Regions from separate parts of the Homo sapiens genome. Here region 2 is linked to region 1. A link is a contact called in ENCODE Hi-C or POLR2A ChIA-PET data. All regions are on one chromosome and are shown on one strand. The core of a region is the stretch at or near the end of the contact, and the rest is flanking DNA. Distances in the headings are between cores, read along the strand shown. Region 1 overlaps CLEC3B (C-type lectin domain family 3 member B). Region 2 overlaps CDCP1 (CUB domain containing protein 1).

Region 1 (5,924 bases), core at 1,502-4,001:
AATTAGGACAAATACCTAAGGCATGCGGGGCTTAAAACCTAGATGATGGGTTGATAGGTGCAGCAAACCACCGTGGCACATGTATACCCATGCAACAGACCTACACATTCTGCACATGTAACCCAGAACTTAAAGTAAAATAAAATAAATTGTTAAAAAGAAAAAGTGTTCTGTCATTGGAAATTACTTCGTATGGTCTATCAGCTGAGAACTTGATTAAGCTCATCTTGGAGGTTAAAGGCAAAGGATTAGAAACCACTAAGTTTGCAAAACGATTTTTCACATGGCCTTTTACTTAACACCTAAACCAAGATTTCAATTCGTCTTCTGTTTGGCATCCCCAAGGATTTTTACACACCAGGCCACACCCCATGGTAAGAGCAGGAAGGGTGAAGAGCTGGCCTTTCTTTTGTAAAATGGAAAAGGGAGATTGCAAAACAGGAGGTGGGAAAGAAAGCCTGTTCCCCAGGCCTGCACCAAGGTAGCTCAATTCTAGTAAGGAGTAATACAAAAGAAAAGAGTAATAGAAACTGAGTCACTTAAAACGATCATTGTTTGTATAACCCCTGGGAAATTCTCCAAAGTGTGTACCTCTGAGGCAGGGCAGGGACTAGTGAGATGAGTGAGGCATTCACCTGGGGCACAAAATTTAAGGGGATACCAAAACTCAGTAAGCAAGAGAAATAATACTTGAATGCAAATTTTTTTAAAAATCAGAATTAATGTTCAAAAAATGGTGAACAAAATGTCAGAATTTTAAGTAAAGACAAGATTGAAGGACAGGTATACTCAATTCGAAGTATGCAGATCTCAGCAGCCCAGATGTAAGCACATGGGTGGTAGATGAAAGATGGGTGATGATACTCTTGCCCATACTGCCACCTGCTGCTGGAAGTGGAAAATGCCGACTGTCTTCCCAAAGAGTGTCACAGCAGTCGACCAGGTTCCACACTCACACGCAGAGGCATGAGTGCCCTCTTGTGGGCAGCCACCCAGTTCAGGAACTTTAAAAAAACCCTGTTCAGCCGTGCCTGGTGGCTCATGCCTGTAATCCCGGCACTTTGGGAGGCCGCGGCCGGCGTATCACAAGATCAGGAGATAGAGACCATCCTGGCTAACACGGTGAAACCCCGTCTCTACTAAAAATACAAAAAATTAGCAGGGCGTGGTGGCAGGCGCCTGTAGTCCCAGCTACTCGGGAGGCTGAGGCAGGAGAATGGCGTGAACCCAGCAGGCGGAGCTTGCAGTGAGCCGAGATCGTGCCACTGCACTCCAGCCTGGGCGAGAGAGGGAGACTCCGTCTCAAAAAACAAACAAACAAAAAAAACAAAAAAAAAAGCAGAACAAAACAAAACAAAACAAAACCCTGTTCACCTATATCCCGCTAGGAAGCTGAGTGAGGGATGAAAAGAATCCAAGACTCGGAGTTACAAGATGTAGATTTCAGTCTAAGCTTTGCCTCTCGCTTGCTGAGGGGTCTGGAACATACCACATCACTCTTCTGAAGCAGTTTCTGGGCTTATGCCAATGGATCTCATCACCTCCTCCAACAATCGTTGAAATTGTTGAATTTCAAGAGGTCCTTTCTGTGATGATGAGGAACAGGCTGCCTGGCATGAAGTACGTACATAATTCTCTGTAAGCTGCCTCCCCCAACCACCCCATCTCAATCGATCAAATCAAACTATCATCCACTTATTATTACTGAAGGCGAGACACACTAGAAGACAACCAGAGAGAAAAAGTTACTGCAGAAGCCCAGACAGTGGAGCACTGGCGGTGGCTGAAGGATAAGGAAGACTCCCCCAGGAGGGGTCACTAGAGCCAGGCCCACGATGGCTGGGTGGGCCAGGTCAGGCCAAGAGCTGGCCAACAGCCTCTGAGGACCACTGGGCCACTTCTCTGATGTTTTATTTCAGTGACGTTCTGGCCACACGAAGCAAGCATTGCAGTGGTGGTGGAAAGGCCAAGGCCTTTGGAAACAGCCCTGGGTTAAATCCCGGCTCTGCTACTTACCAGCTTCAGGACCAGTGGAAGTCCCCAAACCTCCCTGAGTTTCAACTCACTTTGCTTATTTTAAATGGTGATAATAGCACAGCTTGTCCTGGGTGGATCACGTGAAATAAGACAACGTATTTAAAATGCCTGCGCCTGGACCCCTGAGCAGCTTTCTGTGAAGAGTGGGAAGGAAAAGGACGCACGGGTCGGGCAGTGCTGGCCGTCGTATTTGGCTCCCGGGATGTCCTGAGGAAGAAGGGGAATGCCCAGCTCCCCACTCCCCGCCGACCCCATAGCAAGAGTCAGCATGTCAGTGCCTCCCAGAAATAGATCTACAGCAGGAGAGGTCAGCAGTGGGGGCATCCCCCTAGAAATGGGGCGGGGGGTGGGGGCGATGCTGGATTCCAGCAGATGGAAACGATTCTACAAAAAGAAGCCTGGAGCTTTGAATAGAGCTGTAACGTAAATAAAATATCGTGTCAGTGTTAGTTTCCTGGCTTTGGTAACTGTGCTGTGCTTAGCAGCAGACCGGGGCGTTTTCATCTCCCTATTCTTTCCCTCCTTCCTCTCCTCAGTCCTCCGCTCATTCCCACCCTCCTGTGGCATGAAGCGCGTGTGCTCAGCTCGCCCTCCTTCACCTCCTCCCTTCTCGCCTACTTCATCACGGAGGGAGCTTTCGAACCGGCTCCTGGGACCTCCTCCCCGCCCCGCGGACACAGCACAGACTGCAGCGCCTCTCCTCTCCGCGAAGCTGCACCAACTTTATTTGCAAAAAGAGGCTCCAAGCGCACGGAGAGGATGGGGGCTGCAAGGTCCCCACCCTCCTCCCGGCCTCCCGCGGCCCCTGCCCTCCTCCAGGCCCCCCACGGCCCCCGCCCCGCCGGCTACACGATCCCGAACTGGCAGATGTAGGGCAGCTGATCGCGGCAGCGCTTGTCGAACCACTTGCCGTTGGCCGCGCCTGACAGGACCGCGCAGTTCTCGGTCTTGCCGCCATCGGGTTGCGCGGTGATCTCAGTCTCCCAGTTCTTGTAGGCGATGCGGGCGCCGGTCATGTCCACCCAGGTGCCCTCGGCCGCCATGTCGTTGAGGCCCAGCCAGATCTCGGCCTCGTTGCCCACGCTCTGGCGCAGGTACTCATACAGGGCGTCGTTCTCCGAGCCAGTCTGAGGGGTGCCCAGGGTGCCCCCGCGCGAGATGCAGTCCTCGCTGGCCTCGTGGAAGGTCTTCGTCTGGGTGAAGGCCAGAAAGCATTTCATGTGCACCTTGGTCCCCTTCAGGCAGACTGGGAGTGGGGAGAAATGGCTGTCACCGAAGGTCCCCCTGTTCCCCAGGCAAAGAGCCAACCGCCCAGGCCAAGCCCACCGTCCTCCATCCCATCCCGTTTATCCCATCAGTCCTGACAGCCCCTTAGACCCAGGCAAAAGGGGTCCTGATGGTTCATGCACTTTGAGGACCTGGCTGTGGTGGCCACTAATGTACAGATCCAGATCCCCACTCAGGAGGTCTTGGTGCTCCCGCGGCTGGGAGAAAAGGCAGCCCTTGTGCTACAGAAGCACCCAGCCCCAGCTGACACCCCTTCCCAGGCCTCCACCTCAGTCATTTCTGGCCTTTACCCACCCCATCTCCTTGGGTCACAGAGGCTGGCCTGGTGCCTGCACTGCAGCTCAGCTCTCCCTCTGCCCACTTCCTCTTCCCCCCGCCCCCACATGTGTGGCTCCTAGGGCTCACCCTAACAAATTAGCTCTGTCTCAGAGTCAGCTTCCCAGGGAGCCCAGCCACAGCCACCTGCTCTGGTTCTCCTTCCTCCATGCCCCTCCCTAAGATCAAGCAGCTTGCAGGGCCAGGGCACCTGCCCACCTACAGCCTAGGCCACACTTCATGTACCCAGGGCCCCAAATCCCTACCCAAACAGCCCAAGCAAGCTTCCAGGGCCTGCCAAGTGCCTTTTGCAGGGTCAGTTCTCCTGAGGGCTGGTAGGGTGGGGCTGAGTGGATAGAGCTGAGACTGCAAGAGAGAAGACAGGAAGTGCTGGGCACAGGCTGTGGTCAGAGGCCGGCGATCAGGCAAGGGACTCTGAGGTGTCCACAAATTCTCAGTTTGAGCCTGGCCCCAAAGGTTGTGATGAAGGCACATATTTGGTCAAGTTAGGAGGATAAAATCTATTTTTGTTTTGCAGTTTGCATTTTCAGCTTGATTTCTAGCTGAAATATCTAGACATACTCTGATTTCTCCTGAGATCGTATAAATCGTTCACCTTTTACTAAAGATTTCTGTGGAAAGGAATATCTTGACAGACAGGTGTATGTCTGCATTTGTCCTCTTGCTGGTGACCCCACCACTTTGGGGGATGTCTGCACTCCCCTCTATCCATTCCCACTCAGTTACTTCCATTTCACTCAACAAATATCAATGGACAGCATCCCAGTGTCCCCATGGGCATCTGACACCACAACCGACTTTAAACATGGGGCCTGAAGCATTACAGAGGTGTCTACCCACAGACTCTGCCCCAAGTCAGCTGTCCTACCTCGTGCTATCCTACAGCTTAGCCAAGCGGCCTTCATTGCCTTTCCTTCCTGCTGGTAACACTGACGTGCTACCTAGACTTTTGTTGGGGATGAAGGATTCACTGCCCTGGCTGCCAGGAATGCTGCAGGAAGAAAGTCCTCAGCTTTCAGCCTCCTGCAGGGACTGCCTCAGCAGAAGACAGCCATCTCTTCCAAGGCCGTGCCCCTCCCTAGAGCAGCCTACACCCAAGACTGACCCATAAGCCCTCTTGCCCCGACTCAGGACAGTGCCGAAGGGTCATCCCGTCATCAGGGCTCCTGAAGTCAGCTGAGGCTTTCGTGGCACCACAGTACAGCTCGACTTCTCCTTCTGCCCACTCCTGCTTCCTTCCATCCCTTCCCTAGCACAGGGGTTGATCCTGAGGGTATCTCCTGATAAGTCTCCTGTGGGTTAAACTCCATCTCAGAGTTGCTTCCTAGGACCCTCACCTGAACCTCCCTCCAACACATAGGTAGTCCTCAGTCAATGCTACTTCTCGTGATACTATCATTGCTGCCAACATTTTGTTGCTCTGGTCTATTCATGATCCTGTCGATTTATGCTAGTCCTCCACACCTCTGCTCCTGCCCTGCCATCTGCTTGGAATCAACCCTCTTTATCTTCTCTGATTCCTACACAGCTTTCAAGGGCTCAAGTGATTCCATGAATATATTGAGGTTCCCAGGGAGCAGGGCCCTGGCTGCATCACCTCTGCCTCCTTGTGCCTGGCAGAGATGTACCAGGTGGGAACCTCCCATGTGTATGCTGGTTGGAGGAGGGAAAGGTTGCCCCCTGATTCCTTCAACTCTGGTTAGGTCAACAGAGCTCTGCAATGCTTTGGGTGGGTTTATTGAAAAGGTGATCTTTGGGTTGTGAGGACAATGAACAGGAGAAGGCCCCAAGAAGCCCAGCAGCTTCCTAGAAATCAGCAGACATGGGGGCTTTCATATGTCATGCTTTGGGCCTCCATATGTCATGAACTTTTTTCAGGGAGGTCCCCACCTCATTACCTCACCCCAGGTGGCAGTTGATGCCTGGGTTACATTGACTTTGCACAGCACAGAGCTTAGACATGAGAGAGACCTTAGAGTTTACCCTGCCTACCTTACAGATGAGGAAACTGAGGCTCAGAGTGGCACTGGGCTCATTCTAAACATACCCGCTGTGCCAGGCACTGTTGCCTCCAAATCCCTTCTCTCTTGTCCACCTCCACTATAGAGGCTGGAAAAGCTACATTCTTGCATTCTCAGATGTTCTTAAAGCTGCAGGTGGCCATATGATAGATTTCTTGTCAATGAGATGGAAGTGGAAGACTACGTTCCCTATAAATGAGACAGATGTGGTTGGGCTACTCTTCCTCCTTCTTGCCTTGAATG
Region 2 (5,081 bases), core at 1,365-3,864, 69 kb before region 1:
GCAGTGGCGTGATCTCGGCTCTCAGCTCACTGTAACCTCCACCTCCCAGGTTCAAGCGATTCTCCTGCCTCAGCTTCTTGAGTAGCTGGGATTACAGGCGCCTGCCACCACACCCAACTAATTTTTTGTATTTTTAGTAGAGATTGGGTTTCACTATGTTGGCCAGCCTGGTCTTGAACTCCTGGCCTCAAGTGATCCACCCGCCTCGGCCACCCAAAGTGCTGGGATTACAGGTGTGAGCCACCACTCCCAGCCCTCATTCTTTATTCTCTCTCATTTGCTAAGTGTTTGTAGGCAGCTTGTATTGCTGGCAGCATAGCCCCATTAAGGATAATGACCTGGAGTTGGCCTGCATGGATTTGAATCTGGTTCCCCCACTTACTTTGACCATGGGCAAGTCACTTCACCTCTTTGTGACCCAGTTGCTCATCTGTAAAGTGGAAGTGGTAAGACTGTCCTCATCGGGGTGTTGTGAGGACAGTGTGAGGTAGCACAGTGCCTGGCAGGTAGTGAGCGCTCTTTAAATGTTTCCTGCAGGGTTCTAGGTCAAGGCAGGCATGCAGGGTTAGAAAAGACACAACACGGGCCGGGCGCGGTGGCTCATGACTGTAATCCCAGCACTTTCAGAGGCCGAGGTGGGAAGATTATAAGGTCAGGAGTTTGAGACCAGCCTGGCCAATATGGTGAAACCCCATCTCTACTAAAAATACAAAAAATTAGCCGGGCGTGGTGGCAGGCACCTGTAGTCCCAGCTACTCAGGAGGCTGAGGCAGGAGAATCGCTTGAACCCGGGAGGTGGAGGTTGTGGTGAGCCAATATTGTGCCACTGCACTCCAGCCTGGGCAACACAGCAAGACTCCATCTCAAAAAAAAAAAGAAAGAAAGGAAAGAAAGACACAACACTTGTTCAAACAAAGAGATTAGACTGTGGCTCCAGAAATGATTGGTAGGATGCAGCAAGTCACTCATGGAAGGAATTCCAATGGCATGTGGTGAGGTTGGAGGCAGGAGAGTGGACCGCAGCTGGTAGGAATACTAAGGGGAGACTCTGGGCAGAGTCTGGCCCTTCTCAGGCTGTGCAGGAGGCCCCATCTGTGCCAATGGTGTGTGCCGCTCATGATCACTGGAAGAGCTCTATGTGCTGCTCCTGCTTTCTTAGCCTTGGAGGTGAGAAAGAAGCTGAGAGAGGGGCCTCAAGGTGACTGAGTTTTGGGTCAGAGCCTCTGCCCTTGCTTCTCCTGTGAGTGCTAGAGGAAAATCTCCTGGGGCTAGTTTCCCCCTCGACCCCTTCACTGCTGCACCTCTCTGAGTCCAACCCAGGCTTTGCCCTAACTTGACCTTCCTTTGTCCCCAGAAGCAGGGGAACAACTACCCAGACCAAAGCCACTACCCCAGGAGTGCACTTGTGGGTGGTTTGCATTCTTCACACAACATGGATTTATCTGTCTCCACGTCTGCATCTTACTAAACTCCTCCCAGTCAGGAATCTTGTCTTATTGCTCTTTCTATTCCCACCACAGCTTCCGACACATTCCAGGCCCTCCATAAATCCGTGTTGCACCAATCTCAGGAGTCAGCATCTTTTCCAAAGTGGCTCAAGAGCCAGTTGCACCATAAGAACCCACAGCCCATCTGAAGGGGCAAGGCAGATACAGTGAAGTGGGGCACCCATGAGAGCAGCTGCTTGGTGGTGGGGCAGACAAGGAGAAGGGCATCAGAAATAAGAGCAAAGGCAGAGCCTGGAGACCTTCTCAAACCAAAGTGCAACCATAGAAAGCCAGAGCCTCAGCAGGGGTGGAGAAAGCTGTGAGAGGCACCAGCCAGCCCAAACCCCTCATTATCTACAGCAGGACCTGAGCACAGTGGGCCCAGGCTACAAAAAAACAGACAGGTGTTACCTTGAACCTAATTGTCCAAAAAACAAGATAAAAATATCTACCATCAGTCCTCTCTACTTTGCTGAGAAACATCAGGTAGGTTCAAACTAGACCCAGAGAACTCCTGTAGGGAGTATTTTTCCATGGCTTGACCACAAACATCCTGTGTTTTGAGTCATGTACAATTACCCAGGAACTGAGGAATAACTGATGTGGCCATCCGTGACCACATCTGTAAGCAGTGATAGCTTCAGCTGCCCACAGTGTGCAAACCACGGGTGTCTGAGAGCTCAGTTCATGTTCACCTCTACCACACAAATCTTGTTTTTAAGTGCTCCACAATGCACCCTCTCCTTTCTTTTTTGATATCACAAGATTACCATGTCATGCCTGATGTTATTACCACTTTCACCAGGCAGCCTGTTTCTCTCTTTGTATAATTTCTAAAGGTTCAAGTGGCCCTGCTGATAATGATTATGTGAGTTAATGGTACAGTATTCTACCCATCTATATTATATTCTACCCATCTATATATCTACCCATCTATAAGGCTTTAGGGAGAGCCTTCTAGCCTACTAGCCTACTGCTTTATGCATCCTCTTCTAGCTTTTGGAAAATCTGTTTGCTTTCCTGAAAATACCAAACAAACTATTATCTTCAAAACCCATGGGCTTCTGGGTGATCATGAGTCACATACGACAAGCAGATGTGCATTTCCAGTGTGTTACACAGGACGCTTTGTTAACCACTCTGGGTGAATGCTGGTTGTGGAAGCAGATACATTGCTCCTTTTTTGGCTTTTACAACCTCCAGAAGCCACCTGGAACCTTAAATAATTATTGGATTTGTTTTTGCTTCTTGTTTTTTGTTTTTGTTGGGTAACTTGTGTTCCATGAGTCTTAAATTTGTCCTGCTGAGCTGATAGGTATTATGGCCTTTGACTTACTCCCATTGAGTCCATTTCCAAAAAAAATTGTCTATCTATAGATACCACAAAAATGATTAGGGGCCTTTATGAAACATCAGTCAGTAACCCAATCCCTTCAAAGGTCCCCAGTGTGGCTTTTACAACAGTGTCAATAACTATTAAATAGTGAAGGGTTTTCTTTTGGTGGCAGGTGGGGGTTAAACATCAGGCTCAAATGTTTTGTTTGTTTGTTTTTTGAGACAGAGTTTTGCTCTTGTTGCCCAGGCTGGAGTGCAATGGCACGATCTTGGCTCACCGCAACCTCCGCCTCCTGGGTTCAAGCGATTCTCCTGTCTCAGCTTCTCAAGTAGCTGGGATTACAAGCCCACCATGCCCAGCTAATTTTGTATTTTCAGTAGAGACAGGGTTTCTCCATGTTGGTCAGACTGGTCTCAAACAATCGACCTCAGGTGATCTGCCCACCTCAGCCTCCCAAAGTGCCAGGATTACAGGCGTGAGCCACCACACCCAGCCTCAAATGTTTTTTATATGAAGGCATCTGCAATGTTGTAGAAAAACTATGGGATTCTTTCAAGGCAGGAAACTGTGTCCAGATCACAGATCTGCCCCTTTATTAGGGAACATTGAGCGGTTAATTTGCAACCTTCTCAGCTGTAAAATAACAATAGTCATTCCTCCTTCCCCCCATGTTGTGAGGGTGAGATAAGGCAACTTGTCAAAGCACACAGACCTCACTGAGTAAAGATCTGTCTTGTCTTTCCATAGATTTATGAATGTTAATAGGTAATTTTACATTTAAAACACCCATCTGTGAGAGATAAGGGCTGCACATTTCCACCCTGTTTTGCCTGCTGAAGCCACATATGAAAACATTCTGTAGGCAGCAGGGAAATTAACTGTGTCTACCCCTCAGGTTCCTCAGGTTATTTTGAGATCCAACCAAAAGAAGTGTGGAAAGAAATGTGTAAAATGACTAATGAATGAGGTGCAAATGCAAAATAGAAAGTGGAATGAAGTGTGATATTACAGAGAGCCTCCTCATAACGGGCAGTCTGTCTTGCCCCCAGAATCAATAAACTGGGCTTCTGTTTTAGCTGGGACATGAGGTATCTCACCACAGTCCACCTGATTATTATACAGTAATTTTCAAAAGAAATATAAACTGTAAAACCACAATAGTGTTTCACACCCACTAGAATAGCTAAAACAAGAAAGGCTGAGAACATCAAATGATGGTGAGAATGGACGGCAACAGAACTCTTATGGAGTGCTCCTGGGAGTGTCAAATGGTGTGACCACCTGGGAGAATTGTCTGGCAGATTCTTATGAAGTTAAACTTACACCTACTCTCATAGTCCATTTAGTGTTGCCATAACAGAATACCTGAGACTAGGTAATTTATAAAGAAAAGAGATTTATTTGGCTCACGATTCTGGTGACTGGAAAGTCCAAGAAGCATGGCACCAGCATCTGCTCAGCTTCTGGTGAGAGCCTCTTGCTGTGCCATAATATAGCAGAGGAGTGGCAAGGGAAACGGGCATGTGTGAAAAAGATGAAAACATGAGAGGCAGCCTAGCTTTATAACAGCCCACTCTTGTGAAAACTGATCCACTCCCATGGAACTAACCCAGTCTTGTGAGAAAGAGATTAATCTGTTTTAACAACCTAATCACCTCTTAAAGGCACCACCTCCCAACATTGCCCCACTGGGGACCGACCACACCTCAATATGAATTTGGGTGGGGACAAGCTATATTCAAAGCATAGTGCTTACCTATGAGACCTAGGTATTTACTCAAGAGAAAGGAAACTATGTGTCTACTCAAACACTTGTACAAGGATATTCATAGCAGTCTTATCCATAAAAGTCAAAAACTGAAAACAATCTAAATCACCAACAGAGGAATGGATAAACAAATGTGATATGCTCGCTCATGGAGTACTACTCAGGAATAATAAGGGAAAGAACGACTGATACCCACAGCAACATGGATGAGCCCTAAAAACATCATTCTGCAGAGAGAAAAAAAGCCAGAGACAAAAGAGTATGTACCGTACAATTCCATTTCTATGAAGTTCCAGGGCAGCCAGAATCTGCAGTGATAGAAATCAGAAAATCGTTGCCTTTTAGGGGATGGGAAGTTGGGGGAAACTGACTGGAAAAGAGCACAAAGGAAACTCTGGGATGATAAGAATGTTCTAGATCTTTCTTTGGGTGATTGATACAATGGATATAACAAAATTGTACAGACTCATCACACTGAACACTTAAGATC

What was found. A loop is a pair of places that touch in the nucleus more often than their neighbours do. ChIA-PET counts read pairs that join two places held with the same protein, here RNA polymerase II (POLR2A). Pooled maps may share reads with other maps.
Region 2: a pooled map shows a loop between it and region 1 (2.6-fold over the local background). The contact joins two enhancer-like sites. A Hi-C loop is called at or near these places in 15 of 168 maps with a recorded cell type or tissue (CD14-positive monocyte, CD4-positive, alpha-beta T cell, CD4-positive, alpha-beta memory T cell and 11 more), 2 of 37 single-sample maps with no recorded cell type and 14 of 50 pooled maps. POLR2A ChIA-PET finds 5 or more read pairs at or near these places in 13 of 52 experiments (BJ, CD4-positive, alpha-beta T cell, CD4-positive, alpha-beta memory T cell and 10 more).

The regions. Positions count from the first base shown.
Region 1 is chr3:45,032,883-45,038,806 of GRCh38, reverse strand. CLEC3B (C-type lectin domain family 3 member B) reads right to left here. Exons shown (of 3, transcript NM_003278.3): 3 at 2,736-3,283. The coding sequence ends at 2,883. It also overlaps the pseudogene RNU5B-3P. Among named protein-coding and RNA genes, the nearest start is that of CLEC3B, 9.5 kb to the right of the region's middle. RefSeq lists a silencer at 773-822 and enhancers at 3,532-3,591, 3,063-3,710, 3,762-3,831, 3,711-4,360. Within about 2 kb of position 2,751, at least 21 of the 41 ENCODE cell types and tissues checked have a DNase peak (open chromatin) inside an H3K27ac peak, as active enhancers do.
Region 2 is chr3:45,103,009-45,108,089 of GRCh38, reverse strand. The region is part of intron 4 of CDCP1 (CUB domain containing protein 1); the gene reads left to right. Among named protein-coding and RNA genes, the nearest start is that of CDCP1, 41 kb to the left of the region's middle. Within about 2 kb of position 2,614, at least 4 of the 41 ENCODE cell types and tissues checked have a DNase peak (open chromatin) inside an H3K27ac peak, as active enhancers do.